Regions from separate parts of the Mus musculus genome. Here region 1 is linked to region 2. A link is a loop called in an ENCODE intact Hi-C map of the cell type or tissue named here. Cell type or tissue: gastrocnemius. All regions are shown on one strand. Each heading gives the region's core, and the rest is flanking DNA. Links, peaks and the distances in the headings are about the cores only. Region 1 overlaps Palld (palladin, cytoskeletal associated protein). Region 2 overlaps Palld (palladin, cytoskeletal associated protein).

Region 1 (16,486 bases), core at 5,932-8,431, 53 kb after region 2:
TCCCCTACCCACCCACTCCCCCTTTTTGGCCCTGGCGTTCCCCTGTACTGGGGCATATAAAGTTTGCAAGTCCAAAGGGCCTCTCTTTCCAGTGATAGCTGACTAGGCCATCTTTTGATACATATGCAGCTAGAGACAAGAGCTCCTGGGTACTGGTTAGTTCATATTGTTGTTCCACATATAGGGTTGCAGTTCCCTTTGCTCCTTGGGTATTTTCTCTAGCTCCTCCATTAGGGGCCGTGTGACCTATCCAATAGCTGACTGTGAGCATCCACTTCTGTGTTTGCTAGGCCCCGGCATAGTCTCACAAGAGACAGCTATATCTGGGTCCTTACAGCAAAATCTTGCTAGTGTATTCAATGGTGTCAGCGTTTGGAAGCTGATTGTGGGATGGATCCCTGGATATGGCAATCACTAGATGGTCCATCCTTTCGCCACAGCTCCAAATTTTGTCTCTGTAACTCCGTCCATGGGTGTTTTGTTTCCATTTCTAGGAAGGGGCAAAGTGTCCACACTTTGGTCTTCATTCTTGAGTTTCATGCATTTAGCAAATTGTATCTTATATCTTGTGTATCCTAAGTTTCTGGGCTAATATCCACTTATCAGTGAGTACATATTGTGCAAGTTCCTTTGTGATTGGGTTACCTCACTCAGGGTGATGCCCTCCAGGTCCATCCATTTGGCTAGGAATTTCATAAATTCATTCTTTTTAATAGCTGAGTAGTACTCCATTGTGTAAATGTACCACATTTTCTGTATCCATTCCTCAGTTGAGGGGCATCTGGGTTCTTTCCAGCTTCTGGCTATTATAAATAAGGCTGCTATGAACATAGTGGAGCATGTGTCCTTCTTACCGGTTGGGACATCTTCTGGATATATGCCCAGGAGAGGTATTGCTGGATCCTCCGGTAGTACTATGTCCAATTTTCTGAGGAACCGCCAGACTGATTTCCAGAGTGGTTGTACAAGCTTGCAATCCCACCAACAATGGAGGAGTGTTCCTCTTTCTCCACATCCTCACCAGCATCTGCTGTCACCTGGATTTTTGATCTTAGCCATTCTGACTGGTGTGAGGTGGAATCTCAGGGTTGTTTTGATTTGCATTTCCCTGATGATTAAGGATGTTGAACATTTTTTCAGGTGCTTCTCTGCCATTCGGTATTCCTCAGGTGAGAATTCTTATAGAGGAGAAAGTAGGGAAAAGCCTCGAAGATATGGGTACAGGGGGAAAATTCCTGAATAGAACAGCAATGGCTTGTGCTGTAAGATCGAGAATCGATAAATGGGACCTCATAAAATTGCAAAGCTTCTGCAAGGCAAAAGACACTGTCAATAAGACAAAAAGACCACCAACAGATTGGGAAAGGATCTTTACCTATCCCAAATCGGATAGGGGACTAATATTCAATATATATAAAGAACTCAAGAAGGTGGGCTCCAGAAAATCGAATAACCCCATTAAAAAATGGGGCTCAGAGCTGGACAGCACTAGTTTTTAACTGACTAAGAAACATATATAGTATTGGCCATACCTTTAGGCCACAAAAGGAAGAGATGGCAAAGTCTAGAGGATACATACATTATTGCTTTTCTCTTTCTGCTCTTATTTGATTTTATTTCCTTTGTGGCTCTGGAGTGTAGACCCTAGGCCTTTTCATGCTAAGATGTGGATCTCAGGGCCTCTCCCATGCTAAGATGTGGGTCCTATCCCATGCTCAGCAGTACTGAGCTCTAGTCTGGGTGAAACTTCATTATTTGACCACAATGCAGTAAAATAAATATGATCAAATTTTCAACTGTGGGTCATTGAAATAGTTAAGCAGTTAAAATCACTTGTACCACAAAGACTGATGACCCAATTACAATACCCACAACCCACATGGTAGAAAGGAAGTTTTGACTCCCCATGGTTGTTCTTTGACCTCTATGTGTGTGCCATGGCACATACACTCACAATAAATAACTAAATTTATAAACTAAGCAAGAATGAAATATATATAGTTTAATCAGTGTTCTGCTGCTGTGAAGAGACAACATAACCACAGCAACTCATATAAAGGAAAACTGGCAGATACTTCAGAGGTGTAGACCATTGTCAGCATGTTGGGAAGCATGGTGGAATGCAGGTAGACATGGTGCTGGAGAAGGAGCTAAGAGTTCTACATCCACATTGGCAGGCAGTAGGAAGAGAGAGTGATACTGGGCCTGGCTTGAGCATCTAAAATCTCAAAGTCAATCTTCAGTGGCACACTTCCTTCAACAAGGCCACACCTACTCTAGCAAGAACATGCCTTCTAATAGTGCTACTCCCTGTGAGTCTATCAGGCCGTTTTCATTTAAACCACCACATCTACTAAAAAATGTCGGTGTTAAAGACAAAAACATGAGTACTGGAAAGACAGCTTGGCATGTAAGGATCTTTGTCCCCAAAATCTAATGGCCTGAGGACCAAAGTTCCATTCCCAGAACCTACATAGTAGAAGTTCTCTTTTGACCTCCATACTAGAGTTATTTACCCATGCCCCACACATGTAAAGAATTAACTAACTAATTAGTGCACAAGAATATAGACTAAGAAGGACCTTCCTAGAATTTTTTAATGGATAAATTCAACTGTAGATGAATTCTAAATTAGAGCCACCACAGGATAATATCTGCCAAGTCCAAAGACAACAGGCACACGAGCCTCGTAAAACAGAGTGCTGATCTCAGTGACATGCAGTTTTAAGAGACTGTAAAGAAAAAGTCAAAGACTCCAGCAACACATGGGAAGGACACATCACTAGGCCACTGCAGAGGAAGCTGGGTGGACACTAAGCGTGTGAAAAGTTGCTCAGAGACACTCAAAATCAGAAATGCAAATCAGAACTATCCTGAGACATCACTTTTCACCTATCAGATTGGCCAGAGCCCAGAAGTTTAATTGCTTACTCTGTTGGGAAGACTACAGTGCTCCTGAATATGGCTAGAATATTGCTAGCAGGAGTGGAAATTGGTTCCACCCTCTGAAGGGCAATTTGGCTGCATCTATCAAAATCTGAAATGGAAACTGTAGCAATCCCACTTGTGGGAATCAGTGCCACAGATCTACTTGCACAAGTGTAAATACCATTCATGGGTGTCTGAAACATTGTCAATGTTTGGAAACAACTCAGATGTCTATCACTGGGATCTTTATTAAAAACATTGTACTGCATTTATACAAGTGAATATACAACATTAAACATAAGCGTGTTCTTTAGGCAGTGTGTGTGTGTGTGTGTGTGTGTGTGTGTGTGTGATGCACATGTGTGATGCCTCTCCTTCCATAAGACTCTCCAATGGCTACCTAATGCCTTAAGAATAAAAGCCACTGAGCTACAGAGATAGCCTACTAGGTAATGTGCTTGCCACTCAACCATAAGATCCAGAATGCAAACCCTATCATGCATGAATGTAAGGCAGGGGGAAATGACAGCTAGCCTATAACCAAACTGCTCTAGAGTTACACACTGAAACTCCGGTGCAAAGTGGCTGGCTAGACTAGCTAGCTCTGAGTTCCAGTGAGAACTCAGCTTCAATATATAAGGTAAAGAACAGTTGAGAAAGACTGAAGACATCAACCTCTGAACATATACATACATGCTGGCGTACTACATCCACATACACTGGCCAGAAACTAAAAGAAAAGAGGTACAGTCTGAATTTCCCACTGCCTGTGCCACTTCTGGTGACATTCTGCATTAAGTCCCCTCTCTGCCATTCCTCACATTGCATTCCACACGCCACCACTCAGGCCTCTGCACTTGCTGGCTCCGACTTCACCAATTAATCCCAAAGCTCACTTTCATCAAGTCTTTGTTCAAATGTCACTTTCTCAACCAAAACACCCTAACCATGTCACGATCTTGTTATACTCTTCTCAGCTGTTCCTATCATGCTTCAGCATATCATCTTCTTATATATGTTTGTGCTGGCTACTTTGATGTCAGTGTAACACAGGCTAGAGTCATTGGAGAGATGGGAACCTCAATTGAAAAAAAAAAAATGCCTCCATAAGATTTGGCTGTAGGCAAATGTGTACGGCATTTTCTTAGTTAGTGACTGAGAGGGGAAAAAGTGCCTAGACCATTGTGGGAAATGCCAGCCCTGAGCCAGTGGGCCTGGGTTCTACAAGAAAGCAGGCTGAGAAAGCCATGAGAACAAACCAGTAAGCAGCAACCCTCCATGGCCTCTGCATCAGCTCTTGCCTTTGGGTTCCTGCTGTGTTTGTGTTCCTGCCTGACTTCTGATGATGAGCAGTGACATGGAAGTGTAAGCTGAATAACCCCTTTCCTCCCCTGGTTGCTTTGGTCATGGTGGCTCATCATAGCAGAGAACCCTAAGACAATTGTTTTGGTTCTGCTTTATGCCTCTCTTCCTAAGTATAAATGCCACGGTGGGAGGAGGAGCCAATTTCAAGCTTGTAATACTTTGCCTAAAGAGTAGCTACAGCCCTCCATATTTTTTTTTTTAAGTGAGAAAACAGAATGTGTTTCTGGTATCAATGTACTTAAAGAAATCTGGTAGCCTACAGGAAAAAATAATACGACCATTATTCTGTGGAAGGATGTAGTACATTTGTGATAATTTAAATTATGTGAATTGTTGCTTATTCCAATATTAATTATTTTAGTCGAGTGAGACAGGATCTCTATGTAGTCCTGATGGTCCTAGAACTCACATGTTAAACAGGCTGCCTTGAACTCACAGAGATCTTCCTGCCTCTGCTTCCTGAGCATTGGGATTAACAGTGTGCTCTACCATACCCTGGTATTCATTATTTTCTTTCTTTCTTTCTTTCTTTCTTTCTTTCTGTCTGTCTGTCTGTCTGTCTGTCTGTCTGTCTTTCTTTCTTTCTTTCTTTCCTCCCCTCCTTCTCCTCCTCCTTCTTCTTCTTTAAGAAGTTGCTGATGTTATGATTCCCAGACAAAAATTTTAACAATAGATGTGAGGAGAGTTCAGGAATTTGCATTTTCAACAAGCTCACCACCCTTCTGGCCAGTCCTGAGTGCTCCGTGGGCCACACGCTGAGACATCACTCACACCCTCTCTCCGGATATATGAAACTGCAGAATGTGTAGCAGTGGCAAAGTTCCCATCTGGAGCTTAAGCAGATGACTGATTATAGAGATAAGAGCCAGAGCTTCCGTGAATGTCAGGCACCTAAGAGCTGTACCCACAGGGTAGCTCCTTGGACACAGGAAATGGGGAACAGCAGATTCCATCCAACCTTCATTCTCATCCACACTCACACAAAGGGACCTAGAAAGGTCGCCATCTTTGACTGGGGCTGCATTTCCAAAGTCTAAACTGTTAACCTTTTCAACACGTATGGACCCCTGGGCCATATTTATTATTCTTCTTAGGGTGACCACATGCCAAGAACCTTTTGTTTTAGCCTGTGCCTTTAATTAACACAGTGCCTTTCTGATTAGCAGAGGAAAGGGGCTTCTAACCACCCCTTCTGGAGAGGAGGAAGAAGCCAGTGAAACTCCAGAGTTCGCTGATCCCCTTGCTACATTTTGGAGAAGCAACGTTTGTCTCTTACTCAGCGATCCCAGGAAAAGTCTCTAGTTCGAGCCTAGAGACAAAAAAATAGAAAGACCACAAGAAGAGACTGAACTTGCCAAACCCAGAATATCTTCCCATTGAAAAGCAACCTCAGCCTTATTAACTTGACAATGATTCCCAAAGGAAGGGGAAATTTTAATAAGGAAGGGGAAAAAAACAGTATTTCATGAGCCATCACTTCCTTAGGATAATAAATGTGAACTAGAGATGGACCGCACTCTTTCCACATGTTTACTTCCAAACATGTCTCTTGCTGTCTCTGGTTGGACCTCTCAGGATGACTATTTTTGGAGCACATGTTCTGATAAGTCTTCTAATTGACTTCAAGAATCTGTCATGCCTTTGATATTTTATGGACTCTAGTTGAATTAATAACTTTATTAGTCCCTCATGAGTTTCTTCTTCAAATTTCTAAATCCAAACCTGGATGGCTGTGTCTTGGGCAGGCTGATTCTGGGATGGGAAGATTGGGAACACAGTATGTGGTGAGGTCAGCTCCTCCCGTGTGTTAAATCTAGTCTGCCAGGGAGATGCTGGCTGGCAAGTAGTGGGGTTTTCTTAAGTGGTTGGTGTGGATTTTCCTATTGTTTCTCAGTTATATCCATCCTTGTAGTGCCTGAGTTGCTGTGACCTGATGCAATGAGGAAGAACTGCAGGAGAAGCCAGCCAGGGAACATGCTCACTCTCAGTGAATCGCAGCTTGGATGCTGAGGGACAGCCTTGATTAATGGCAGACTTGTTCAACATCAAAAAAAAAAAAAAAAAAAAAAAAAAAAAAAAAAAGGAACAAAAACCAGATTTATTCTCCACATTCTCTTTCCTAAGGGTTCCCTGTGTGACATGGGGTTAATGTATAGACTTGCGAGAGAGATTTCATTTAGACAGAGGGACACACACGGGATCGTGGAAAGACACCCTCTCATGGAAGTGGATATAAGGCAGGTGAAGATGGGAGTCCCTGTCGCCTAGTTACCAAGGCCCCAGGTGTGCAGAGAGGCTGTCTTTGTGAAATGAGTAGAGAGGTGTCTAGGAAAGGCTTTAAGCTGAAGCTGGCCTGGTGGCTTGCTTTGGAACTTGCTTGTGGCTGGGACTACCTTGTCACTTCAGTGGTGTGTAATTGTGATTTGCCCACCCCGGTCCAAACAAAAGCCTTCGGACGTGTAAGCAGGACAGTAGAGAGGGGCGTTATTTCTGGACATTAGCAACATTCCTGCCCAGGACACACCCTCGCCCTCTCCCCCTCCCCAGCAGCCCCAGATCCTTTTCTACCTCTCTCTCTCTTCCTCTCGCTCACTCGCACACACTCGGCGCACACGCGCCCCTCTGCAGACGCGGTGCACTCGCGCGGCTGCAGTCCAGCTGCCTGGCTCCGGTGACGGGACCGGGACCCACGTCCTCCTCTCCACCGTAGGCTGCCGGGAGCCCTGCGCAAGGCGGCTCTGCTGCCTGTGCATTTTCCCGCACCCGCAATCTCGAGCCTAAAAAGTTGCACTCGGACAGCTGGCGGGATCCGAAAGAGCCCAGAAGAGCTTCTTCGGCGGGGTGTACAGAGCGTATTTGGTGCCCAGTTGGTAAGTGGTGTAAGTGGCCGCGTTCTACAGATGCAGAGCCCGTGGTGCTACGCATGGCCCTCCGGATCCCTCCAAACCCCTTAAGGGGCTCGGGCAGAGGGTCCTATTCGCCAGACTTCTCCGTTGTTAGGGTTGGGTGGGGGAGGGGAGAAGGGCGTGAGGTTACATCTCTGCCCTCTTTGTCCACCCCATCCCCATTTTTAAAAACGCTACTTTCTTACTCTGCACACCCCTGGAGCACTTTGGGTTGGATTTTCGTCTAGTTTGTCATCCGCTCCATCCCTGGCTGAATTGGAAGGAAACTTTGACAACGAAAGCCCCTTCTGACAGGCTGAGCTACTCAGCGAGCTGAATGAGTTCTAGCTGGAAACACTTTATCTCAGGGAAAGTTTGAGATTGCCTTTTTTTTTTTTCCTCTTGAAAAATCTGGGTGGTTTTTACTCCCCCCACCCACCCACCCCCAACCCCCACCGCTCTCCTTCAATCTCCTAAAAGTTGTTTGTTTTCTTGGATCTCACTCGATTGCAGTCCTTTGTCTAGCAGAATCTAAAGCTACTTTCTCAGCTCCCTTTCTCTCTTGGAAGCCCTTTGGACGGAGTCCCTCTCTCATTAGTTAGCATGCAGTTGGCTGTGGTTCTAGGGAACAAGTGGCCGGCAGAATACAATAGGGAGGAATACATTCCTGATGACTCCTCTACCATGGAAAGACTGAGAACAGAAAAGCTGGCCTTCCCCCATTCCTACTACTCGTTATGCTTTTACAAGTATTGGGGGGCGGGGGGGGGGATTCTGGAAAAGATCGCTTCTAGAAGCAACCAGCATTTCTTTTAGCGAAATGCAGATTCCTACAATCTACTTCTATCAAAAGCCCAGATACAGAGCCTGGCACCTGACAAGCCAGATGGGATTCTGAGGTCACCTCTGCTAGTGGTAGGCTACTGATAAAGGGCAAGAGTGGAGTGTGGTGCCCAAAAGGCCTGACAGAGGACCATGTGAGAAAGGGACAGTTCTCCAAAGATAGCTTTTTTTTTTTTTTTTTTTAATATTCTGATGATATCATTATCATTGACAGAATCATCGGGATACTGGAATGTAGCTTGCCATCCTAGCAAGGCACATTGAATTCCTAACCACAGGATGAAAACAGACTTTCAGTAACCCTTTTTAACACTTCTAAGTAGACTCAGCAAAATGCGTGTTTATTTCTGTTGCTGATAAATCCATGGGAAATCTCTTCTGACCCCAGCAATTAAATAAATAAATTTTAAAAGTCCTAGTTTATAACTGCTGGAATAATGGCTGAAAGATTATTTTCAGTAACCCAGAATCTTGCCTTTCTCCCTGCCATTGTTTTAGAAATTACAGAAAGATATGACCAGCATGCATTTGGGCTGCCCCCACCCCCCAACCAGCTGAAATGAGCAGTTATCCTTAGGTTATCTGATGAAAAGATTGCTGCTGCACGCACTACCAGGATGTAAAATACTATGTCTCAGAGAAGATTATAGCTGGTAGACACACACGTCTATAGTTGCTATGCTTCTTTGTCCTGGTCCCTTAAGGAACAAGACCTACCTTCAACATGACAGTGTTTGTTTGCAGTTTGTCTGTTTGTTTCTTGATTTTTCTGGGTCCTTTGCCCCTCCCACTACAAATCTACCTTGACTAGAGTTGGCAGTGATGATTCTGTAGGGCTAAAATTAGAAAGTTCTCGGGGGGCCATTTAAACATATCCTTCTTGTCTCCTAGAAGTTCTGCAGAGCCTCCTTGAAAATGCTCACTTTAGCAACAGCTGTAAAACAGTAAAACGATAGCTAGGTACACTAAAATAGCACTTTTATTTGGAACATGTTTCCCTCTCAAGCCTTAATCATACTTAGCCAGTGTATGTTAAACTTTGTTTCCCAGAGGTGCCTACAGGCTCGCTCGCTCATGCATTCACCATCCCTCCAAAGACTGTATACTTAACGCTTTGAAAGCTCCTTTAAATAAATAAATAAAAATAAGCAAAGATCCAGTTGCACTTGCAGCACACACGGCCGGCTCTTCTGATGTGACAGCAGATGGCAGTCGCAAGAGCTTTATTTGTGCCTGGGACAGCTTAGCTAAGTGTCTCGTAAATTAATCATGAATTGAATAATTGATTTCTCACACCTTGGGCTGTTCTTAACTCCTCAGTTATACATTTAAAGACAGGTTACTACAAAGCTCTGGGTCCCTTAGAATTCTCGTCAAGGGCTATTGAGCATTTGCTACAGTTGGGTCCACTCTACTCCTCACGTGCTCATTAAGACACCTGGACATAGAACTTCAGGCTCTCCTGGCTGTCCCATTTCCAGGACAGCCTCAGTGAGTGACCTCCCATTCGTTGGTCAGCCCTGAAGTTGGCGGTGCTGATGGACACAATGAGTTTCTGTGAATGTAATTAAACCTGCCTCTGCCAGTCTGCCTGTGGTATTTGTGAATGTTTTCATAAGGAAAACTGTTCTTGGGCTCCATCTGCCCTCTGTGGTTTGTGTCATATTGCGTTTGCTGTTCTGCAACCCTTGCAGTTTTGTGTGAGTGTGTGTGTGTGTGTGTGTGTGTGTGTGTGTGTGTGTTTCTGGAATGATTGCGCTATGATGTCATGTGCTATCTCAGTGTAGAACGTTTAAGGCTCTTGCTGAGGTCCATACGCCTGGGGGGTAGGGGCTAGGGTGGGTGGGGGTGGGAGCTCCCTCAGAGCGCACTTGGTAGCTACTCCCCGACTCCCTGTCTGCTCCAGCACATTCCATTGCCTGGAGACCAAAGCCACCAAATGATTTGCGGTCAGAGTGATTTGAGGCTGGTTAGAGATGATTTAAAAGGAAGGTTATGGGCACATGAAGTGTAGGGTAAGAAAATATATTTTACTACTTTGGAGACCACATGGCTCCAACTTCAACTTCTTTTTTAACATAGAAATTGTTGCCTGAACTGGCTCAAGGTGGCCCCTCCCCCACCTCAGGTTTTTTTTTTCTTTTTTTCTTTTTTTCTGGCTCATGGCAAAAGGCAATATTCCCTATTGATTGTAAGCTTGACCTTCCCCTTATTTCTGGAAATTGTTAAACTTTTTCATGCTCAAAAGGACAGGGGAACGTGAATCTGCTGGCTGCACTCGTTGGCTCATTGTTAAAGAAGCAGTCCCACTCTTCCCAATATATGGAAGAAGGATCTCCAATACTAAGTCTGGAGGAGAATCAGTTACACAAGAAGCAAAGGCAGGTTGAACAGAAGGTCACAGAATGTCTTTGTGGAGGTACATGTTACTTGATAAGTGGAAGAAATGATTTGGGTCAGCCTCCTGAGGATTCAGTATACCCTGTGATTAATAGTGGAGCCAAACGAAACATGTAATCTTTCCTAATTCACAAATAATGGTGAATGAGCTCAGAGACCAGTGACCTCTTCTCATTAGTGGTCCTTGGAAACACATAACCTTGGACCCATGTTTCATTTGTGAGATCAATCTACCACCCCCTTCTAAGCAAGCTATCGCAGATTGGTGCTGTCAACCAGCTATCACCACCGAGCAAGTTCCCAAATCTCTCTCCAGTATGAATGCCTGGTATTACTTCATTCTGCTGGTTACATCCATTCTGTTTTAATCCAAAGTATGTGCTCGAACCTGGTAGTCCACTCAGTGCTAATCAGAAGACAGCGCTCATGTTCCGGCTTGATGTTATGAATCTGGTTGAAGAAGCTAAGCTACCTAGAAAGCTCACTTGGGAACTCAACCCATCGGCTGGCCATCATGAGCTTGGCATCTGAGAGCCATCACTACAAGATAATGGAAGGCTGCTTGAGATGTCTCTAACAACTTGGTGCTCTGCAGTCTGGCTAAGCCAATCTGGAGTCCTACAGTTGGGGCCTATGTGCAGTAAGCAGCTTAAAAGAAAGCACATGGAGATCGGATTAGCATGATGGCTTATGGGAAAAACATTGAGGAGACATACTGGATGATGAGAATTAAGTGACACTGGAACTGAAGATGCTGATTCTGTTTGCCACCAAGTAACCTTGGACAGATTACATTAAAATTTTAACATAGGGGGCAGGTTTGAACTATGTTTTATCCTGTTCTTAGATGTAGTGTCCTTAGGCTGACACTAGACAGCAAACAGAGAAGGTGGCGTTATCTCTACTGTACAGTTGTGGAAACTGGAGTAAGGTACGGGGGTTATTGATGTTTTCAAGGTCACACAGCAAGTCACTGTTGGTATTTGGTCTCAAACTCAGACCTCTGTAAACGTCAAGTCCCATATTCTTTCCACTGTAGCAGGCAGCCCCCCACAACTCTTGACCTCTACAGACCTCACTCTCCTCATTTGCAGAAATGAGACATTTGGCTCAGAATACCAGTAGACCAGTCCAAGTTAAAATTCTGTGTCTGATGAATCACTGGCTGGAAAGGACTTTAAGAAATCACTTAGTCATATTCCTCACTTCCAGCAGGCCTCTGTCGACTATTTTGAAAGGAAAATAAAGCCCTTTTTCTTACAACCAAGTGCAGAAAGAAGCCTGGCCCAGGAGAGTGTCTAAACACAGAACACAGTGAGGAATGAGAAAAAGTGACATGCCAGTGCTCAGTGGGAACTCTGAACTCTCTGAAGTTTGGGTCTTGCCTTAGTAGAGGTGAGCATTGAGGGGCTAAGGGTGCGGCTCTGTTGTAATAAAAGTTAGGTGGGTCTTCCTCCCAGCCCCATGCTCCCAGAAATAAGACTCTGACTTAAAATATATTTACAAATATCTTGGCCATACAGCTAGGCTCTTCTCTGACTAGGTCATGATTTAAAATAACCCATTTATTCTAATCTACATTCTGCCACATAGCGGGTTACCTGTGCTCAAGCACCATGTGTCTGAACTCTGTCGCATCTTCCTGGGTGAATCTGACACACTTGGCACTATCCCAGAACCCTTTCTGCCTCTCAGGTGTTCCACCTCCTATTTCCTGCCTACGCCATAGGCATGCAGCTTTACTGTTGACGGTGCCACATGCATACAGGCATAAGATATTCTCTCTACAAGTTGGTAGAGTGCTTCCCGAACGTTCTCAAAGCCCTGGATTCAATAGCTGGCTCTGCATAAACCAGGCATGGTGTATATACCTATAATCTTAGCACTTAGGAAGTGGAGGAAGAAAGATCAGAAATTCAAGGGCATCCTTGGTTATATAAAGAATTCAAGGCAAGTCTTGGCTATATAAGACCCCATCTTAATAATAATGATAATAATAACTAACACTTTGTCAAGATCTAAAGTAAAAGAATCACTAACACACCTTATGGGTAGGAAAGAATTACAAGACAGGGAGAATTAGGAGCTTTAGAATTACTAACGGCTCCTGGAGGATATGGTGATTGAAAAAGGAATGGGAACATTTCTGTTCAAAGAGATAGAGCCCTCTTTATCTGATGGGAGGGGCAAGCAGGACACTATGCTCCACTTGTTCTTGGTTGGTTTGTACTGATGGATGTGGTGCAGAGAGAATGAGAAGGGACTTCACTTTAATACGCTGCCTCTGAGCACCTTAAAATGTCTTCCTTGTGTCCCAGCATGGCTCTCAGTAGCCAGAACCACCAGTTAGAGTCCACCCACCATGTTAGAAAATGACCAGCAACCAGACTTAATCATATCTTGCTCATCAATCTTAGCTATAATCTTCAAAACATTAATCATTTGTCCATGACCTTCCTGTTCCATTTCCAAGAAATTGATGTTATAAGCAGGACAGTGACTTTGCAGACAGATGTAAGTCACTATTACAACTCTCTGATTGGCTTAGGTAAGCACTATGTACTCTAAGCCTCACCCACTCACCTATGAAATGGGCTAACTATGCCCACATTAATGTTTGATATTCCTTAGAAATTAGTCCTGGAATAACGGTCAATGGGCTACATAAAAATTAGTTTGCATCATTAGGAAGAGTCCAGGTTCAGGCCATTTCTTAAAGCTATAAAGTCATTTATAATCTCTTCCTGTTTTGTCTCAATTCCATTCCCAACCTAAACAGAAAACAACTATCTAGCTTCAATGTTCAGTGCTTTCAAACCTTTAGGACTATGAAGAAGTGAATATCTTTCCCTACATGAACAGTGCCCCTGACACTCTTGGTTACAAGTGACAGTCCCTGGAGTGATCTCATCTATTTTGAGTCTAGACTATAACCTAGGGTCTGCTTTGTCCTTTAACTAAGATCTGTTTTCCTTAACATCTTTGCAGTCCTTTAACTAAAGCTTCATCTCAGTCAGTCTTAGTCTGGTTAGGTTGTTATAGCAAAATATCCCAGACTGGATGGCAACAGAAATTTATCATTCACAGCTGAGATGGGAACTCCATGACAAAGATTCAGGAAGACCTGATGGTGAGTGAATGAATGGTCTGCTCATAATGTGGTGTTTCTCATTATATTCGCACATAGAGGAAGGACTAAAGAGGTCCCTTGGCCTTCTTTCATAAGGGCGCTAGGAGGAAAAGCTCCTTTCTCCTAGTAATCATCTTGGAGGTGAGACTTTCAACATATGAGTTCTGCATCCACACCAACATCCACACCAACCAATCAGTATATCCTGGAATTCCACCACAGCCCCTCCTTTCCTTGTCCTCATTCCAAGGTGGCTTCCTGGTATTCCTCATCCTCCATTTCTGCTCCCCACACCCCTATCTCTGGAATGGACTGCATTCTCTCTTTCACCCTTCTCTCAAAGACAGATACTCCTCCCTAAGACCTTGTAGCTCTCTCCAATTTGGCCCTCTCATGACATCAGCCCATCAAACAGGTGTCATATATGGCATATTAGGGTCAATGCCCAAATCTCTCAGCACATTTCTTAGTTTCTTTGCAGTGGCCAGAACACTTTAGGATGTTAACCCACAACTATCAGACTGTTCTCCCATATCACAGAATATGAATCTACATAATCATGAAAGACAATGGAATTCATCTGGTCAGTTATGTTTATTTTACACATGAGAAAACTGAATTACAGAAAAGCTAACTCCCTAGCCTCAAACTACAACTCTGCCCTAGACCTGGGACAGCTTCCAAATTCACCTGCTATTGCTTTTCATGATCTTCATATTCTAGTTTGATGTTTATCCTGTTAGAGTTTGTACCTAGAGTGTCCATTACAGATTGAATTTTGAGGGCTTGGTCCTCCACATGTGGCACTGTTTTCAAGACTCCAAGAACTTTCAGGATGTGAGGCCTACCTGGCAGATGTAGATTCCTAGAAGTGTTCTTCTGAAGGTTTTATCTACTCCTGGTCATAGCCCCAAGCCATTTACTTCGTGGTCCACCATCTTGTGAGCAGCCAACTCTGTTCCTATTGCCACAGAAGGAACTGAGCTGCTCTGCTCTGCCCTCCCCACTGTGATGAACTGAAACCACGGTTCAAAACAAATCTGCCCTCTCATTAGTTGTTTCTATCAGGTATTTTGCTTGCAACCATGCAAAAGAAGTGAATGCAGCTTATTTGACCAGTACTTGGAAATCAATCAATCAATCAATCAATATCTCTCTCTCTCTCCCTCTCTCTCCACATGAGCAAATTCAAAGGACAGACTTTCACAAGAAAGACTTTGTTTTGCTTTATGTGAAACTCTTCTGCTGGACTTACGCATCTTTTTTCCTCAAGAACATCTGGTGATTGTCAACTTTAGCTCTTGGAATAGAAGAGTCGAGTCCCTGTAGCTTTCCTCTCTTTAGGTTAAATAACCCCAGCTCCTTCTGCTTTCCCAGAGTGGTTCTTCTCCAGGATGTTCGTCATCTTTATTTCTATCTGTTGAACTAAGTCCAAGGACTCTTTGCTTCTTAAACTGTGAAGTCCAGCACTGGACAAGGAAGGCCCATAAAGGTATGCTAAAGTGAAAAGGGCCTCACAGTTCCTTCAAACTGTGCTTCAGTCAGTGCAGCCAACACATACAGCCATGTTTGAAGTGCTGGCTGGACCTCACGGGCTCGTTTTCAGCTTATTATCCTCGTTTGGCGAGACGTTGCCTATGTGTTTGTGATAATGATCATTTCCTCCAGGATCATCCAGAACTTTTCCTACTGAGCTGTTTTTTCCTTTGTCTCTTGCTCTTCTCTAATTCATCAACCCATTGGGGACTCTAATCATGGTTCTTTTATTTCTTCATTCTTAACACCAGCTACTGTCCCACACAGTGTATCCATTTACTTCTAATGAAAGCAGACCCCCAAATACTTCTAGCCCCTCCAGCTCTTCTCCCTCATGGATCAGCAAGTTGGTCCATCTCCCACCACCAGGTACTCCAGTTAACTATCAAATGAAGTTAGAAATTCTGAATGGAATAATAGAGCACCAAAGAGCCCTATAGGACATTCGTAGTTAGAGGCTACAACATAGGTAAGTTTAAAATCACAAACTCAATCAGGTTTGTCTTGGAAGTTTACAAAATTCTACTTTGGCCCCCAAATGTGATCATTATAAACATTTGGATCTTAGAAATGGCATTTTCCTTTATTATCTTCAACAATTCTTACACAGGAATTCACTGACACCAGGTGTGAGATGAAGAGTTCAGGCTCAATGAAATAAGTGATTCATAAGACTACACAGGGACAGTACTCAGGGGCGCTGTCATTACATGCCTCGTGCTGTACTGTGTGACAGTTGTTTAAAGTCTTAGAACTTTAAAAAAACAGTCGCCCTCTACCCCAAATCCCAATACCTAACAAGTAGTATGTTTATCAAAAATACAGATACTAGGACCAAGGCTTCAAGACATATTAATTTACTAGCCTGAGTGGAACTCTGAAATAATACAGTTTATTTTACTCTATTTTTATTTTTGCAAAAGTAATGAATACAGATTCTTTAACCAGCATTTGGAAAGGTGTCCCTTTTCTCTTCACTTGAGCCCAGGTTGGCCTCTAGGTTTCTGTGTAGTGAAGGATGACCTTGAACTTCTAATCCTCCTGCCTCCACTTCCAGAGTGATAGGTGCATTATAGGAATGTACCACCATGGTAGGATTATGGAGTATTGGGGACCAAACCCAGTGTTTCCTACATTTTAGGCAAGCACTGTCCCAAGTAAGCTTATTTAGCCTGGAGCAGTATCCCAGCCTGGATCTACATTTTATCAGGATATTTAGAAGGTTTAGAAGAGCCAGTAGACGTACTTGTGAACCCTTTTTCCAGGCCAGACCCATTAAAGTACAACAGATTTGACTATGTATACCACAATCAGGCAGAAAAAAAAAGTCCCATAATCCAGACAGTTATGGTGGCTTTCCCAGCTCCCCTGCGTCCATAGCTGTGGCTCTCAGAGCCAG
Region 2 (16,486 bases), core at 8,217-10,716:
GCATATGTGTATATCAGAATTCTCAGTGGAGCTATTACTCTTCTGTTGCCTTTTTGGGATTCCAGCAATTCAGCTCAGCTCCCACTACTTTGAAGACAATCATCTCTACCCAATGGGGCATCTTGCTGACCCAAGAGTTTAGAATATTTTTAGAATACTGATTTTTCTTGAGCTGAATCCAAATTTCATGCTGTGTACACATCAATCATCAAGAATTTCTTGCTGACTGGATTACTGGACTATAATTTCTTAAAGTTTCCCCTTCAAAATTTAAACTTATAGGTAAATTACTGACTTACAGTTTTTCTTTTTCATTATATAAAAGAATTATCATTAGGAGCCTAAGTAGGTGTTTGGGACATTCTGTCAAGGGAGAAAATAAAAAGATGGAATAATAAGTCACCCAAATTTAAACTGCTACAGAAAAAAATTTATATAGTGCACCCATGTTCAGAAGCTTAACTTTCAGTAGCCAAAATGTGGATTAAATCCTGGTAAATCTATTCGCAGAAGAATGAGTTAAAAAAATTATGTGTAGATATGATGGAAAAGCATTCAGTCTTAAACAGGAAGGAAACTCTGACATAACTCTGCCTGCAATGTTAAGTGATGCCAATTACCAAAAGGAGAAATCGTGTAAGAATTTTCTTATATGATATACTTGGAGTAGTCAGTTCCTAGAATAGTATGGGAGTGGGGGTCTGGGGGAGATGGCCACACTTCAGGAGAGTGAAGAAATCAAAGTGGATAGTGGGCCAAAACTAAGCAAGAATGAACTAAAGAGACATCTTTGAGCTGAGAAGGAAGTAGCAAGGAAAGAAGCCCAGCAAAATGAGCTCAGTGAAGAACAGCTAAGCCAGGCTGCTGCTGCTGCCCCTGCCAACCACGCTACCAACAGTGATGTGGGTGCTGAGGAGAAGACTCTAGACCCAAACCAATTCTGCAAGATCCATAGTCAAGCAGTTCACTGGCTGAAGGTCAGCGGGGAGAACCAGTACCCACACAAGTTCCATGTGGACACCTCACTCAGTTCATCCAAGAATACAGTTACTGGCAGCCCATGGACCTGTCTGATATGAAGAGTGGCAGATTGGATCCATGAGCTTTGGTTGGGAAAAACACATCTTCTATGACATTTGAGCAAAGGGGGTCAAGTTACAAGTCATAGCCAACTCCAGGAACTATAAATCAGAGGTAGAATTTGTTCATATCAGTAACAAACTATGCCAGGGAGACATAATCAGAGTTCAGGGGAATCCTGGGAAAACCAAGAAGGGTAAGTTGAGCATCATCTCCTGTGAAATCACACTTTGTATCTGTGCTTGCAAATGTTGCCTCATCTTTACTGTGACCTCAAAGACAAGGAAATAAGCTATCTTCAGAGATACCTGTACTTGATACGGAATGACTTTGTGAGACCGAAATTTATCATCTGCCCTAAGATCATCACACGTATAAGGAATTTCGTGAATGAGCTGGTATTCCTAGAGATCAAAATTCTCATGATGAACATCACTCCAGGGTGAACTGTTACCAAGCCTTTCTTCACCTATCACAATGAGCTGGACATGAACTTATAAATGAAAATTGCTCCAGAACTATACTATAAAGAGGCTGGCAGTTGGTGGGCATTGACCAGGTTTATGAAATTGGGCACCTGTTCCAGCATGAAGGAATTGATTTAACTCATGATCCTGAGTTCACCATCTGTAAGTACTACATGATCGATGCAGGTGATCATGACTAATGGAAAACACAGACAAGATGCTGTCGGGGATGGTGAAAAGCATACAGGCAATTACCACCAAGATCACCTACCACCCAGACAAGCCAGAAGACCAAGCCTATGGACTAACTCACCTCACCTTTGTTAAGAATCAGCCTAGTAGAAAAGCTTCAGCAACCCTAGGAGTGAAGCTGCCAGAAACCACTCTCTTCAAACCTGAAGAAACTCAAAAACTACTTGATATTTGTGTTGCAAAGCTGTTGAATGCCCCCCCCACACACACACACCTTGGACCACAGCCAGGGACAGTCCGTGATAAACTTATTGGAGAGTTCCTGAAAGTGGCATGCATCAGTCCTACATACATCTTGATACCCACAGATTATGAGCCCTGTGGTCAAATGACACTGCTCCAAAGAGGATCTAATTGAACACTTTGAGCTATTATTGATCATGAAGAAGGAAATATGTAGTACCTACACTGAGCTTAAAGATCCCATGCAGCAGCAACGCTGTTTAAAGAATAGGCCAAGGCCAGGACTGCTGGTGATGATGAAGCCATGTTCATAAGATGAGAACTTCTCTACTGCCCTGGAACATGGGTTGTGCTCAACAGCTGGCTGGCTCATGGATATCCCTCAAATATCCATTTTTTCACAGATTCCAACAATATCATGGAAGTCCTTTTGTTTCCTGCCATGACGCTTGAAGAAAAGAAGGAAACCACACAACTGCTGAAACCCCAGAAAGCAGGGTGGCCAGAACCTGTTTCTAGAGGATACACTCAACTCTGGCATCTCTGCATGTCAGCAGAAGATCTGGTCTGAGAAGTTCATGTGCAGTGTTGTCCATCTGCCCACTGCAGCCCAACTGCCACAGAGAGAAGAATTAAAGAGTTTTTGTATTCCTTGTTACTTAATAAACCATTTCTCTCTTTACCTTGAAAAAAGAAAAGAAAGAAAAAGAAATACAACAGTGGTTATGAGGTTGGGTTATAAACAATGTCAGGTGGCTAGGGAACCTCCAGTATGGAAACTGGAATGAGTTTGGAAATGAGGAGTGGTGACAGTGGCACGTGGTACAGCCATACCCAGCACCACTGAATTGCACATTTAAACAGGAGTAAAATGGGAATTTTACATTGTGCTCATTTATCGCGCTAGACAAATCAGAAGAAAGTGTTCCTTTTTTTTTAACGTGCCTATAGTTCAACTTGGGAATTTAAGCCTTTGTAGTACATGCATAAAAGCTAAAAGCCTAAGGAGAATAGGTTGCTGACCAATACTTATTGTGTGTGCATGTGTGAGTGGGTGTGGGTGTGTGTATGTGTGGGCATGTGTGAGTGTGCTCAATGTACATACATGGATGTGTATATGTTTGTATGTGTGTGCATGTACCCATGTGTGTGTGTTATACATGGGAACACTTGTGTGTAAGAGTATTTTGTATTTTTTACCTGTGTGAGCCAGAAAGTGGATGTTGAGTAACCTGGTTGACCACTCTGTCTTATTCCCTTGAGGTAGAGTCTAAGTTTCCGAACTTGGAGCTCACCATTTCTGTCTGGATGACTAGCCAGGCAGCCCTAATATCTTCCTGTCTCAGGGTTACAGGCACACAAGCTGTGTCTGGCTTTTAAATAAGTGCAGAGGACAGTATTCCAGGCCTTTGTTCTTGTATGGACATTATTCTTATCTGCTGAGCCAAGCGCCCAGTCCCTCTATGTCCTTTCTGATTCAGTCCCCAACACAGTGGACTCCATGTTTCGGCTTGCCAATCAAGTCTGCAACACTCCTTGACCTAGCTTTCCAGTGTCACCCTTGTAACCATCAGCTTAGTCTGTCATTGTGCAACAGTTGGCCTACGCCATGCATAGGTTGCCATAGCAATCCCATGTAGCATTTATAGTTAGCAAAAGGAGGAGGTAGGGCTCAGAGAAGATATTACTCTAATGCCATGGCTCCTTAGGTAAGAAAACAGGGGTATAAATGCAAAGCTTCCTCTTTTGAGTGGCTGGAAACTTCCATACTTTCCTGCAGTAGCAGAAAATATTAAGAAGACCCTCTACTGCTTGATTTACTGCAAGTTAATAAACCTGTCCAGCAGTAGTTGATGTCTCACAGGCTTCTCACACTTAGTATATCCAAAACTGAACACTGACCTTGTCAGCCAATGCCCAATATGTTCTTCATACAGTCTCTATTTAGGCCACCAGCGTCGCCCACCCACTTACCTTAGGCCAGAGCCTAAGTGCCTTCTATCCAGAGTACAGTTCATCAGCAAATCTTACCCATAAAACTTGAAAACTTGGGTGCTTTATCTCCACTCCCCACTGAGCAACCTTGACTCAGATCATCTTTTCTCACACATGAACATCACTTCTAAATGCTATTTCTCCACTTGTTCTCTCCATAATAAAATGGTTTCCAGGATATAAACCTTATTAAGATCCTTATCTACAGAGTCAACTTTCCTTGATACTATCTGCATGGAAACCCCTATACACTTGACCCCCACATTCTCCTCTCCAACCTTGCCATCCCTTCTTCTCCCCACCTAGCCCTAAAGCTATACTCTTGGTCAAGTGCCTTGTTAGCTGCTCCTTGCATGCCATCGTTTAAGATTTCAAAATACAGTGACAGTCATTCCCAAACCCTGTCTCTTTCCATCTCATAGCTGTCTTTTCATTTCCGTATAGCCCTGACCACTATCCACAGTCATATATTTTTGTCTGCTGGTGTGTTGAGCAATCCATCTTCTTTCACTTTGTCTTTCATTTCTTACCAACTGAGAATTTGGTTGCTTTCCCAATGGAATCCCCCCAATGCAAGCCCGAAATTAATACCCAACAGACATTAAGACCTAACAAAGAGCTGAGGGGATGGACAGCCATATGCTCCTCAAACACTCTTCTGGCTTGTATTGGTAGAGCAAAAGGTCATAATGCCATATAACTAGAAGTTCTGAGGGATGGGTGCCATGACTAAAAGATGCAAAGAACTTTAAAGGCATATGAGAAGTTGGAAAGAAGCTAACTAAGCCTTGGAAGGTCAGAGAGTTCCTAGGAGAGAATCATCCTCATAGAAGGTTCAGCTCCCTAAGGATTGTTCCTGTGGAATGAAAAGGCACACAGGTGTAATTCCTCAACAGTAAGAAGCAACATTATGCTGGTGTGAGCCTCGATGCTATGTTTGTAAATGCTGGAGACTGCTAGAGCTCAGGACTGCTACTCTCATCGAACTTTTGAAAATAGCCTCTTAGGTCTGGATCTTCGGGGTAAAAAGGAAGAAAAGTGTCTGGGAAGTCTCTCTCTCTTCTGAAAGGTTTATTCGTAGCTTGCCAGGATAGCTGCATTTTTGGACGCTCTGGGCCACATCTGGCTTTCAGACTCTCATTGATATTGCCATGGTGCTTAATTACGCATAATACTGGCATAAACAATATAGTCACGGAATGCTGGAGATAATAAGAAGGGCATGCTGTGAAGCATCAGACATGGACTGTATAGTTTAAAGGATGATTTTTATCAAAATCTAAAGTTGGAGTCCTTCGAGTTGTTTGTTTCTTCAGTTGTTCAGACTCACTGGTGCCGTTGCTGGTGCAGACGATGGGCCTGTGCTGGCTTATAAGTCACTATTTTAAGCACTGTATAAGACTTTGCTTATGCGGATGCATCTTCTACATTTTGCCTCTCTGCAGCCTCTTGCTTAAATTTTGACAGTAAATACTCATTGACCCTTTTAAATTGCTTTTACGCTCCTTGAATCTATCTTCCAGCCATGTTAGTCCATGCTGCTAACAAATGATCATATCACACCTTCAGTGTATGAGGTATATATCTAATTACTGTCTTTATCTGACCAATAGGCTCTTAGGGGAAAGAACTATCATTTCACCTCCAGGTTATTTGTATCTAGTAGCATCTGACTTTCTGATAAATGTTCAACAACACTTAGAATGGATGAGCCACTCCTCTGAAGAGGCAAATAATTCTCACCCTTTTGCCCAGAATGTGAAGCGGAAGGTGGTAGCTTCAGAATAGAATTCATTAGGCAATACTGAGAACTAATAATGGATTTGTTGCAGGTGCTCTAAAGAGCCAGGGGTAGGGGTGGGGATACTCTGGTAAGAGATTAAAGCTGGAGACATTCCTCAGGCTTAGACTGTATCACTTTCTGACTCACTTAGAACCTGAGAAATCATCATTAACCATGTTTTGTTGCCTGTTTCCTTAATTGTTATATCTGCTATTATGTTTAAATCTGGATTAAAAGCTTACTTAGCCCTTAAGACTCTAGTTAATGCTCATTAGTCACTATGACTGCAAAACAGGTACCTGCCTGTGTCCCATCTCTTCGCATGGCCATATATGGTCTGAGCTTGTCATCAGCTGTGCTAAAGGAAAGGGTGGGCTGCAAAGGTGGCTTTCTCACCACCACATGTATGAATCTCACAGGGGATCTTGTCAAACTCAAAGAAGCTGGGCTCCACCCTGGTGTCCCCTGTGTTTCGGATTGACTGTCTGATTGTGTTCTGGGTTGAGTCCTAAGAAATTGCATTTCTAACAAGTTCCTACACAGGCCAGCTGTCCAGTGAACTGGTCCAATTTGCCTCTCTAACCATAATGTACCTGGGCATTGCATACACATTCTGCTTTTAGTGTGTCTGGGATAAGCTTTGAGGTACTGCATTTATTTCCTCTCCTTTTTGTTTGTGTGCTTGTGTGGAGATGTGCATGGATATGCATACACATGAATGTGAGTATGCAAGCATATATGTGCACATGTGTGTGCATGCATATATATCTATATATGCACATGAGTATGAGTATACATGGACATATTTGCACAAATGTGCATATGTGTGTGGGGGTGTGCATATATGTGTACTGTGTGTATATGTGCACATGTGTGTAAGTGTGCATGCATATATGCACATGTAAGAGTGGGGGTATGCATATATATGCACATGTACTGATGAGTGTATATCCACATGTGTGCAGATGTGCATGCATATACCTGCACATGAGTGTGACACTGGAAGTTTATGTCAGGTGTCTTTCTCTACTGCTCTCCACTTTATTTACTGAAGCAGGGTCTCTCACTAAGCCTGGAGCTTGCTAATTTGACTATTAACAAGCCTGCTTGCTACAGGGATCCCTTGCATTGGGACTGCAGGAAGGCTGCCACACCCACCCTGCTTTTATATGTGGATACTAGGCATTTAAATTCTGGTCTTCTTCCTCATGCTCTAAGTGCATGATCCACTGAGCCATCTCCCCAGCCCTGACATTCTGCATTTCTAAGACCTTGCTAAGTGTTGCTGTTGCAGTTGGTCTGGGGGCCACCTTTGAGAAGTTCACTTCTCTAGCCAAATAGTTATTCACTATAGATGCTTAAATCTACTACTCCCCAGGTCCGGCCATAAGCCTTGCGTCAGTTACCCTGTGGGGAGAGCCTAGGATTCTGTGTTTTTCATGAGCAGCCCAAGCAGCACGAATCAATTAGTGCTATGACCGGATTACATGCTTGAAGGGAAACTGGAGTAAAGAGAAATCATTTGTAGAGTCTTCATGTAAATACTAATAAAATTTATGTAAACTGGAGAATATACAAGAAAATACCATTTTTTTTACTGTTACCAAGATGCATTTTTTTTATTAATATTGAAAGACTTCTTCTAATCAGTGGGGTTTACAGTTATAAACAGCAGATTTTGTTTTTGTTTTTGTTTGTTTGTTTGTTTGTTTGTTTTGTTTTTTGGTCTGTGCCAGATAACAGGACAGACAGAGCAGGGTGGTCTTGCATTCTGCAAAATGTAGCACGGATATAACCTCTCGATAAGACTTAGAACTCACCTGTTAGGCTAGACCATCAAGCCCAGGAAGCAGCCCCTCTTCTTCCCCGGTGCTGGGATCCCACGCATGCACCAGCCCTTTTAAGTGAGTGCTGGGGATGGCGCTCACATTCTCATGCTTGCACACAAGCATGTTATTCCCTGAGCTATCTCTGCAGTCCTTACCTACTTCAGACTCTAGAAAAAAAATACACTGGAATGCTATAAAATATATACAAATTACTTGTAACTTTTTTGTAATTTTCCTTTTCTTTGTAAGTAGGGAATTTGGTGTGGAGAGGGGCACTAATTTCATCTTTAAGAAAAAAAAAGAGAGAGAGATTTGGTGGAGCTTTGAACGGACCTCAGGGAGAGAGAGGGGAGGAGGAGGAAGGACAGACTCTGTGTGGACCATTGATGGGGAACAGCAGACGCACAGCTGCCCACATGGCCTGGGAAGTGGAATATGGCACTAAGAGAAAAGAGGATGTGATGCAAAACAACAGTCCTCCCCGCAACGCACAGCACACACACTTTGGTCATTTCTAAGAACCCATGGGGACCCAGGCTACTTTCCAGTGTTCTCTGAACTTGACATGTGCTTCTTCTGGATACACATACTGACTCAAGATGGCCTGAACTCCACCAACAACTTGTTAACTTGACATTTATATTTTTTCCCCTCAATTATCTTCTGAGGTCAGCAGTTTCTTTGGACGTATATCATCCATTTATCTAGGGCTTTGGAAAAAATATCCAACTGGGAATCAAATGCTGCTCACAAAAGCATTTCCCAAACTGGTGATCTGAACTATAAAAGTGTGGAGAATGGTTGTGGACAGGGTAGGAAAAGCATTCACATAACAAGTTCCTACCACTTGCATATGAAACAATAAAGTGGGTGATTCTTTTCCATCGCAGTTTCCCACACTCCTTCAAGCAGAAATCATAAAAGCAGCAATAAGAGTCAGTGAGCAGGAGTGTTGTTACACACCAATAATCCTAGAACTAGAGAGGCTGAGACAGGAAGAGGCAGGTAAGCTGGGCTACATAGTGAGACCCTATCTCAGAAAAACGGTATCAACCTCAAACCACTCAGTGTCGGAACAGTATCCCAGACAGTTTCAGCTGCTGCCTTCTATAATAGTTCAACTTCAAGTTTTACTAATTCCTAGCAGTTTTCTACTGCAAGATGGGGAAAGAGTTTTCACAGCAAAAGGAAAGCATATGGAGACCAGAAAGGGGGATCAAGGAGAAAATCTAAAATTAAACTTCAGCTGTGTACTGTAGCCTGAGGCAGACCTTGCTTTCAACCCCTTTGGAAGTCCCAGTAGGTCTCCTGCAGAGTAGGTCAGAGCAATTCACCATAATGGGTAATAGCGCAGGGCTTCAGTCTACCCTGCAAGGTCTAACAGTCTGAAAGTTGCATAATCTCCCCAAATCTAGCGTGCACCTTCATCTAGTGCAGTAAGAAAAGATGTCTCCTACAGGACATGAAGAACAGTAAGTGGAATAGGGTAATCACTAGCAGCTGTCATCATTAAAGCACGCACTGGCCGAGATTCAGAGTATGACTGAGAAAGTTGACTTGAAAAGCATGGGAATACCGAGATATTGCGACAACTCTACTCAAATTTTGCAATCTATATCATGCACATGGGTAGATACAACTCAGATATCTAGGTAGGTAAATATGCTTATTCTACTGAGCAGTTCAAGATGGAAAAGAGACCAATAGTTGGCTCAGTGGGTGAGACATCCACTGCACAAGTGTGAGATCCTGAGTGCAGATGTTCAGTGTGCTCACTCTAAGAACCCGAGGGCATCATGTTCTCATGAAAAGCTGGGTAAGACACAGGCACCAGGAACCCCAGCAGAGAAAGGCTGGTCCTGAGGATCCCTGGCTAACCCATCCAGCCTAAGTGAGAAGCTATGTGTTCAGTGAAGGCCTGTCTCACAAAATAAAGTAGAAAGGCTGGCAAGATGGCGAGATGGAGAAAGGTAGAGGTACTCAAGCCTGATGAGCCCAAATGTGGTTGCTGCAGCAACCGACAGTGGAAGGAGAGTTCAGACTCCTGAAAGTTGGTCTCTGTCTTTGTCAGGGTTTCTATTGCTGTGCTGAAACTCCAGGACCAAAAGACAAGCTGGGGAGGAAAGGGTTTATTCTGATTACACTTCCTGGCCTATTTATTCTAATCCTATATTTCCTTCTCTTGTCTTATTACTTTAGCTATTGCTTCAAACACTACATTAAAAAGGAGTGGGGACAGAAGACATTCCTTTCTTGTTATTTATTTTACACTTTAACATTTAAATTAAACGTAACTCAACATTAAACTTTGAAGGGTTTGCTTTCATTTTTATCTACATTCGGGATGATGTTGCTATGGATTTCTCATGGAAATCCTTTATTCCAATACGTTCCCTTCAGCTCTAGTCTCTTGTTGTCTAGACTTGCTGACTTCTGTCAAAGGACTTTATGGCATCTATTGAGGTGATAATTGTGATTTTTGTCTCTCACTCTATATGATTAATTACACTTATCAACTTATATCTTTTGAGCCACTCATACATCTCTGGGATAAAACCAACTTGATTAGGATAGATGCTGTTTTTGATACATGCCTAACCCTAACCCTAACCTCGGTTTATTATCTTTGCAAGCATTTTATTGAGAATTTTTTAATCTGTGTTTATTAGGAATATTGTATTGGTGGTAATATTATATCTTTACCTGGTTTTGGTGTTAGAGTGATACTGGCTTCATAAAAGCAGTTTAGAAACACCACTTCTGATTCTTTCTTTAAAAAAAAAAAGAGCAGTATTGGTTATAGATCTTCTTCGACAGTCTAGTATGATTCTGCTGTGAATCCATCTGGACCTGGAATATTTTGTAGTTGGAAGTCTTTTGTGTTTTACTGGACATCAATCTTTGTTCTCCACATGTGTATGCATAGACACATATGCCAACACACATATACTGTCCCTACAGACACACACACATATTCTCAGAAAAAAAAATAGAAAAAAGTCAAGCCAGTATTTCTAAAATAAATATTTAGAGAAAATAACAACAATAATAGACCCTGTTTAGATCCCTATAAAAATTTATTTTTCATGCCTTGGTGACATGATTTTATTGCATCAAACATATTTCAAATTTTCTTCTGGCTAATAATAAATATAATACTAAAAATGATATGTTCAGAATTCTATTTTGACAATTGTATATATTTAAAGTATACAATGTGTTCTTTCAATATACTTGTTGATTCTGACATGAATGCCATGATCAAGTTATTAACATAAGCATTACATACCATAATTATGACTCTTCCTATATAGTATAAACACTTTAAAATACTGTCTTTGAAGGTTCCACGTGCATAACCCAGTGTTATGACCACAGCCACCATACTGTAGGTTACATCTCTTGAACCTTTCATCCTGCCTGCCTGAAATGCTGTCCTCTTGGACCAGCATTTCCGATCCTTCTCATCTCCCTGGTAACCACCACTTTCCTCTCTGCTTTTATCAGTTTGGCCTTTTCAAATTGCATGTATTAGTCAGATAGTGAAGTACTTGTGGTCGATTTTCCTAGGCATACTTACCTCCAGGCTAATCCAGGGGACTACAAATGGCTACAATTGGCCATCTTTCCCTCTTTTGACATGGTGTGTGTAATAAACCTGCTTCTCACTTTAATATGGGATTAGGACCCAATAAACCCATCGTAAATTGAAAGAATCATAAGCCAAACCTTCAGCAATATACCTAGCCCACAGAATACCACAGCTGGGCAGTGAAGAGCCCTGTGGCAGATGGGTTGTTTATTCACCTGCGTGAGTGACTGCCTGAGAGCTGCAGCTAGCTGCTGCTGTCAGACACCAAGAAAGAGTGCTGTCAGTTGTCACTGAGACAGGAAAAGACCAAAATTCAGAGTTCAATGTATGAATAATACTGAGTGCATGAGCGTATGTTTTCTAGGCAAATTCATAATGTTCCTGTAAAAATCACCACATAGTCACTATAATTTATGATTATATAAATTCCATTGTGTGTGTACAGTCATACCACCAACGTTTTTTAACCTCCATTTTTATTTCTGTAGCTTGTTTTTTTGTTTGTTTGTTTGTTTGTTTGTTTGTTTTGCTTTGCATTTGTACCTATATGGGTTTTACTCTTCCAGGTCTTACATCATGATTTTAATCCATTTGATTTGGCTTTTTGTACATTATGTGAGACCAGAGTCTTTTATTCTTCAGAATGTAGGTGAGCATCTAGTTTTCCCAGAACCATTTACTGAAAATGCTTTTCTTTCCCCGTGTGTAATCGTGGTTCCTTTGATACCCTCAGGGGGTGCTCACAACTGGGCTCCCCATTATACTCTACTCATCTGTACACCTCTTTCCATGCCTGTATCATGTCCCTTTATTTATTGGAGATTTGTAATATCTTTTGAAATCAAGTAGTTTCAGTGTCTCTATCTTTGTTGTTCTTCTTCAAAACTGTTTGCACAGTGTCTTTATGGTTTTAGAGAATATAATAGGATTGTATTGAACCTGTAGAGATCATTTAAGTATTATAGACGTTTTAACCAGGTAGTGTTTTCAACTCCACTTATTTGTATGTTCTTCAATTTCTTTCTTCATTGTTTTATATTTTTTAGTGTAAAGACCTTTGATGGTAATTGAATTTATTCCTAGATATATTATTTTTAATGGTATTGTGAATAGGTTTGTTTTATTAATATTTTAGACATCCCATTGCTAGCATATAGAAGCACAACTGATTTTTGTGGGTGAATTTTATTTTCTGAAACTTTTCTGAATAGTACATATGTGTGTTCATGTATATGTTATTATGTGTTTATTTGTAAATATACATGCTCATGTGACTGTGAACACATGAGCTCATGTGTATGCATGTGTGCATGTGTATGTACATGTGTGATTTGTGTGTAAGCATATGCATATATTTATGTATATGTAGTCTCTAGAGTTATAATTTCATGGATTATATAATGAGTTAAATCCCATTGTCTGATCAATGTTGATCATATCAACTTTCCTTCTGATTTGAGATACTTTTATTTATTTTCCTTGTCTCATTTCTATAGATAAGACTTCCAACACTGTACTTCGTTAGGAAAGGCAGAAGATCGTTAGGAAAGGCAGAAGATTAGAAGCTACAAAATCAAAGGGTATTTAGTTTTGGAATGTTTTGACAGGGATATGCTGTGGATGGATAAAGCAAGATTTAGAGTCATTTAACACAAGTGACAGTAGAAAGCTGCATCGCTTTCTCCCCCGATCTTGGACGACGTACTTTCACTTTATTACTAAATGTTAGTTGTGAGCTTGTTTCACATTACCTTCAGTATGTTAAAGTTCTGTCCTCTTATACCTGATATAAGTGTCATATTCAAAAATAATGCTGAATTTTATCATGTGCTTTTTCTACATTCATTGAGAAGATTATAAGATTTTTTTGTCTTTATTCTTTTAATGTAGTATGTGACACGTGCTGATTTTTAAGTTGAATCATTCTTGTAACTATTTAATAACACACTATTTAATAGTAGTATATGATCCTTTTAGTGTGCTGTTGAATTTGGCTTGCTTTCATTTTGTTTATTAAAAAATGCATTGTATTCACTGGTGCCATAAACCTAAGCTAGTGCATGGTGCATGGTTCAACCCACACTTGAGTTGAACAAAATCATTTCTTTATACCAATACTTGAATATTCACTAAATGCTAGAAAGGAGTGAAGGCAACAAATAATGCTAATAACTCCATATTGCACTCATTAGCACAGCTCTTATTGCTGATGAGACAATAACTCTTCTCTTTGTCTTTCAACCCTAATGGACATATTAGATTTTAGGAACAAGAGAAAAGACCGAAATAAATAAATGAAATATAAAGGCATATCATTGTACTTTATCAGGAAAGGCAGATTAGAAGCTACAAAATTAAAGAATATTTAGTGTTTGAAAGTTTTGACAGGAATATGCTGTGGATGAATAAAGCAAGATTTAGAGTCATTTTAAGAGGATAGGGAAGTGAGTAGATGGTGCTGTGACTACAAAGTTGTCTTGTAGGTCAGTTCTTCCCAAACTCTGATGGGTACCCACATCTCCTGAGGCTGATTCTTAGAAGCTGATTCTGAGTAAGAAGATCCAGATGGGAGACTGAATCCACATCCCTTAGGCATTCCAGAGTAACTGCTGCTGAGGCTCTTCTGTCTGCATGTTAAAGAGTAAGATCATAGGTTATGTGAATAGTCATCTTTGGTCCACCAAGCTAAGTTCCTTTTCTGACTTCACCCAAGAAGACCTATAAGCCTCCTATCAGTCTAGATGAGTTAAGTAAAGAGAACCAAGGCAGTATTCACTTGGAAGGCTTTATTTTCTAAATAGCATTACTTGGACAAAATTTCCTCCAATGTAGAATCACCTGGGATCTGCTCATTTTTGCTGCACTGTGTTTTCATGATGTTTCTACTTTGATCCAGAGGTCACTGAGACCTCCTCCCATTACCAAACCTACTCTTCATGACTACTCTCTTTCAACAGCTCCTGGCTCCAAGCGTTCAGATTCGAAGACAGTGTGGTTCCCACAGCTAAGGAAGACATAGTTTGCATCCTAATTCTACCAACCCTAGCAAGCACACATGTTTTCTGAGCCTCAGACTGTTCTGAAATAAGAAGCATGAAATGCTGTATGTAGGAGTACAGAAAGTAATGACGTGACATGTAGCATGGCTCACAAAGTGTCTGGCACCATGTTACTACCAATAAATATCAGATTTCATGCTCATCTCACTTATCTTGCTCCAACCACTGGGTTTTGTTTTGTTTTGTTTTGTTTTTTTCAGAATCCCAAACCGTTACATGTAGAACTCACATAACATCTTGCTGTAACTTGCACAGTTCTAAAAGACCATCAACTTTTCTGCCCCCCTTGATCAAGTTTAATTAATTAAAGCAATTCAAATCAATTGCAGAGCATCCTCTCCTCCTCATGGTGAGCCCCTTATTCTTGTAGGGAAGACTGCGTGGGACACACCAAGAGACACAGGACCAGTTTCACATGAGAGAGGGACTACCTTTACGGTGTCTCTCGATAAACACATAGAATCTTAAGGGAACACTTTCCTGAATCAATTTTATTGGAATTAAACAAAAGAGAAGTTCTTAATTTGAATTTATTTACTTAATCCTTCATTATAATGTGTGTTAACACTCTTAGTTTGTATGATTTGCTTAATGAAAAATGGGACCCATACAGTACGTGTCGCTTTTAAACCATCTAAAGAACTGTTTGCTGTCTTCATCACCAAGCATGTCAAAAGCATTGTTTCAACGTCCTCAATTGCAATCTGTGGTTTGTGTCTGCCATCCAAAAATGAGGGGACTTCAAACTTCACCCAGCTGTGTTTCTGAATATGAGCATTCAAATGTGGACCATGTGTGAGAGAAAATCCTCTGGTGGCTGAGAACGTGGAGAAACTTGAGAAGGATCATTTGATGGAAAGTTGTTATGTGATATACTTTCATTTACTCACTTAACAAACATCTATTCTAGGTCAGGCTATCAGAGTACAGTGGTGAGGAAAATACAAAGTACCCACAGAAATGTACAAACTAAGAACATGTTGATTTGCTGTGTCCACTGGAACACTCTCCCACCATAAGCTATTTTATACTAGTTCCAATATGACTATAAGTATTCAACTTAGCTAATGTGAACAATATTCTAATTGACAAGAAGATAGATATGGTCTTTCAAAACATGTTTCCATTTGGCAATACATCCACAATGTATTGAGAAGCCTCTTAAATATGTAGGAAACATGGTGCATGCTATCCATGGTATATAATTAAAATCATAGTCTTGAATTCAAAACATGTGGCCATTCTCCAAGTTCTTCCATGGCCAGCATCTTGCTTGGTCATCACAGTATCCTGTGGTTGATGTGTATGTGCATGTGGGCAGTTATGCCTGTCAGTACAGAAGAAGGGAGAGACCTGAGATATTGCTGATGTGTTTCCCAGATGAGGCCATCAGAGATGTGACTCAGATCGTGTCTTCAGCTATAATGTGGTTGACTTCTGCTGTCCACAACAAAGGGCTAATTTCTACTGCCCCAGAAATGAGCTTTGAAACCCCTCCCCTCTCCATTAACCCAACATTACAAAGATTTTCTTGTGAACAACCAACAAGTGCCTTTCCATAGCTCCCCTGTGCAGTAATGATGACACACATAGAACTCTTGGATGAAAATGGAAAGAATGTGAGGCCGGGAACCCTTGTCCAGCACCATGCATGTAACTATCATGTCATTTAACTCTATGTGTGCAAGACCAGTAGGATGAGCAAGCTGCTATTTTCTGAGATACCAAATGAGAGAGCATGTGAACACATTGCCTCTGAACCACTCCTTGGCTTGGAGCCGAACCAGTAGCCTACACAGTGTAGAGATTTAAGTTTTCAAAGCAATATAGGAGAAATGATGTAAGGGGAACCCCCTCTAGATTCGTGAGAGAGCACATTTGCCATTTTCTCATGGTGACATGCTATTTGAAATCACTGGCTCTAGGGTCCTGTCCTCCCTGCTGATAGAATGTCAGTAAGACATTCTTGACTAAATTAAATCCCATTCCGTAGAACCCAATAGAGTAATACTCTCATAGATTTCTCTGTATCAAAGATGCCATGTGAGTATTGCTTGTTGGCTTATATTCTATCATTTTCTCTGAGACTAAACAGAAATATACTTTAAACAATGTGAGTTAGTCAGAGCTTTGAGCACTTGAACAAAGTTACAGTATAGCCCATCATTTCTCCTGATCCTCAGGAGACTGTGGTTACAAGGCGACAGGGGTAGCTGGGCATTTTCCACCCAAGTAGGGCTCTTCAC

What was found. Hi-C counts contacts between places; a loop is a spot of excess contacts. Peaks named below come from ENCODE experiments on the same cell type or tissue, not always from the same donor. Only the 100,000 strongest peaks of a DNase experiment are listed, where the experiment ranks them.
Region 1: a loop joins it to region 2, with 2.4 times the contacts of the local background. A loop is called at or near these places in 4 of 42 quality-filtered maps.

What each region holds. Positions count from the first base shown.
Region 1 is chr8:61,750,488-61,766,973 of GRCm38, reverse strand. All of the region lies in intron 2 of Palld (palladin, cytoskeletal associated protein), which reads left to right. Among named protein-coding and RNA genes, the nearest start is that of Gm51576, 73 kb to the right of the region's middle. In gastrocnemius, for the core only: no CTCF peak of the experiment used is centred there; a DNase peak (open chromatin) is centred at 6,974; H3K4me3 peaks cover 1,782 bases; H3K27ac peaks cover 1,699 bases.
Region 2 is chr8:61,805,742-61,822,227 of GRCm38, reverse strand. The region is part of intron 2 of Palld (palladin, cytoskeletal associated protein); the gene reads left to right. It also overlaps the pseudogene Gm18066. Among named protein-coding and RNA genes, the nearest start is that of Palld, 89 kb to the left of the region's middle. In gastrocnemius, for the core only: no CTCF peak of the experiment used is centred there; no DNase peak of the experiment used is centred there.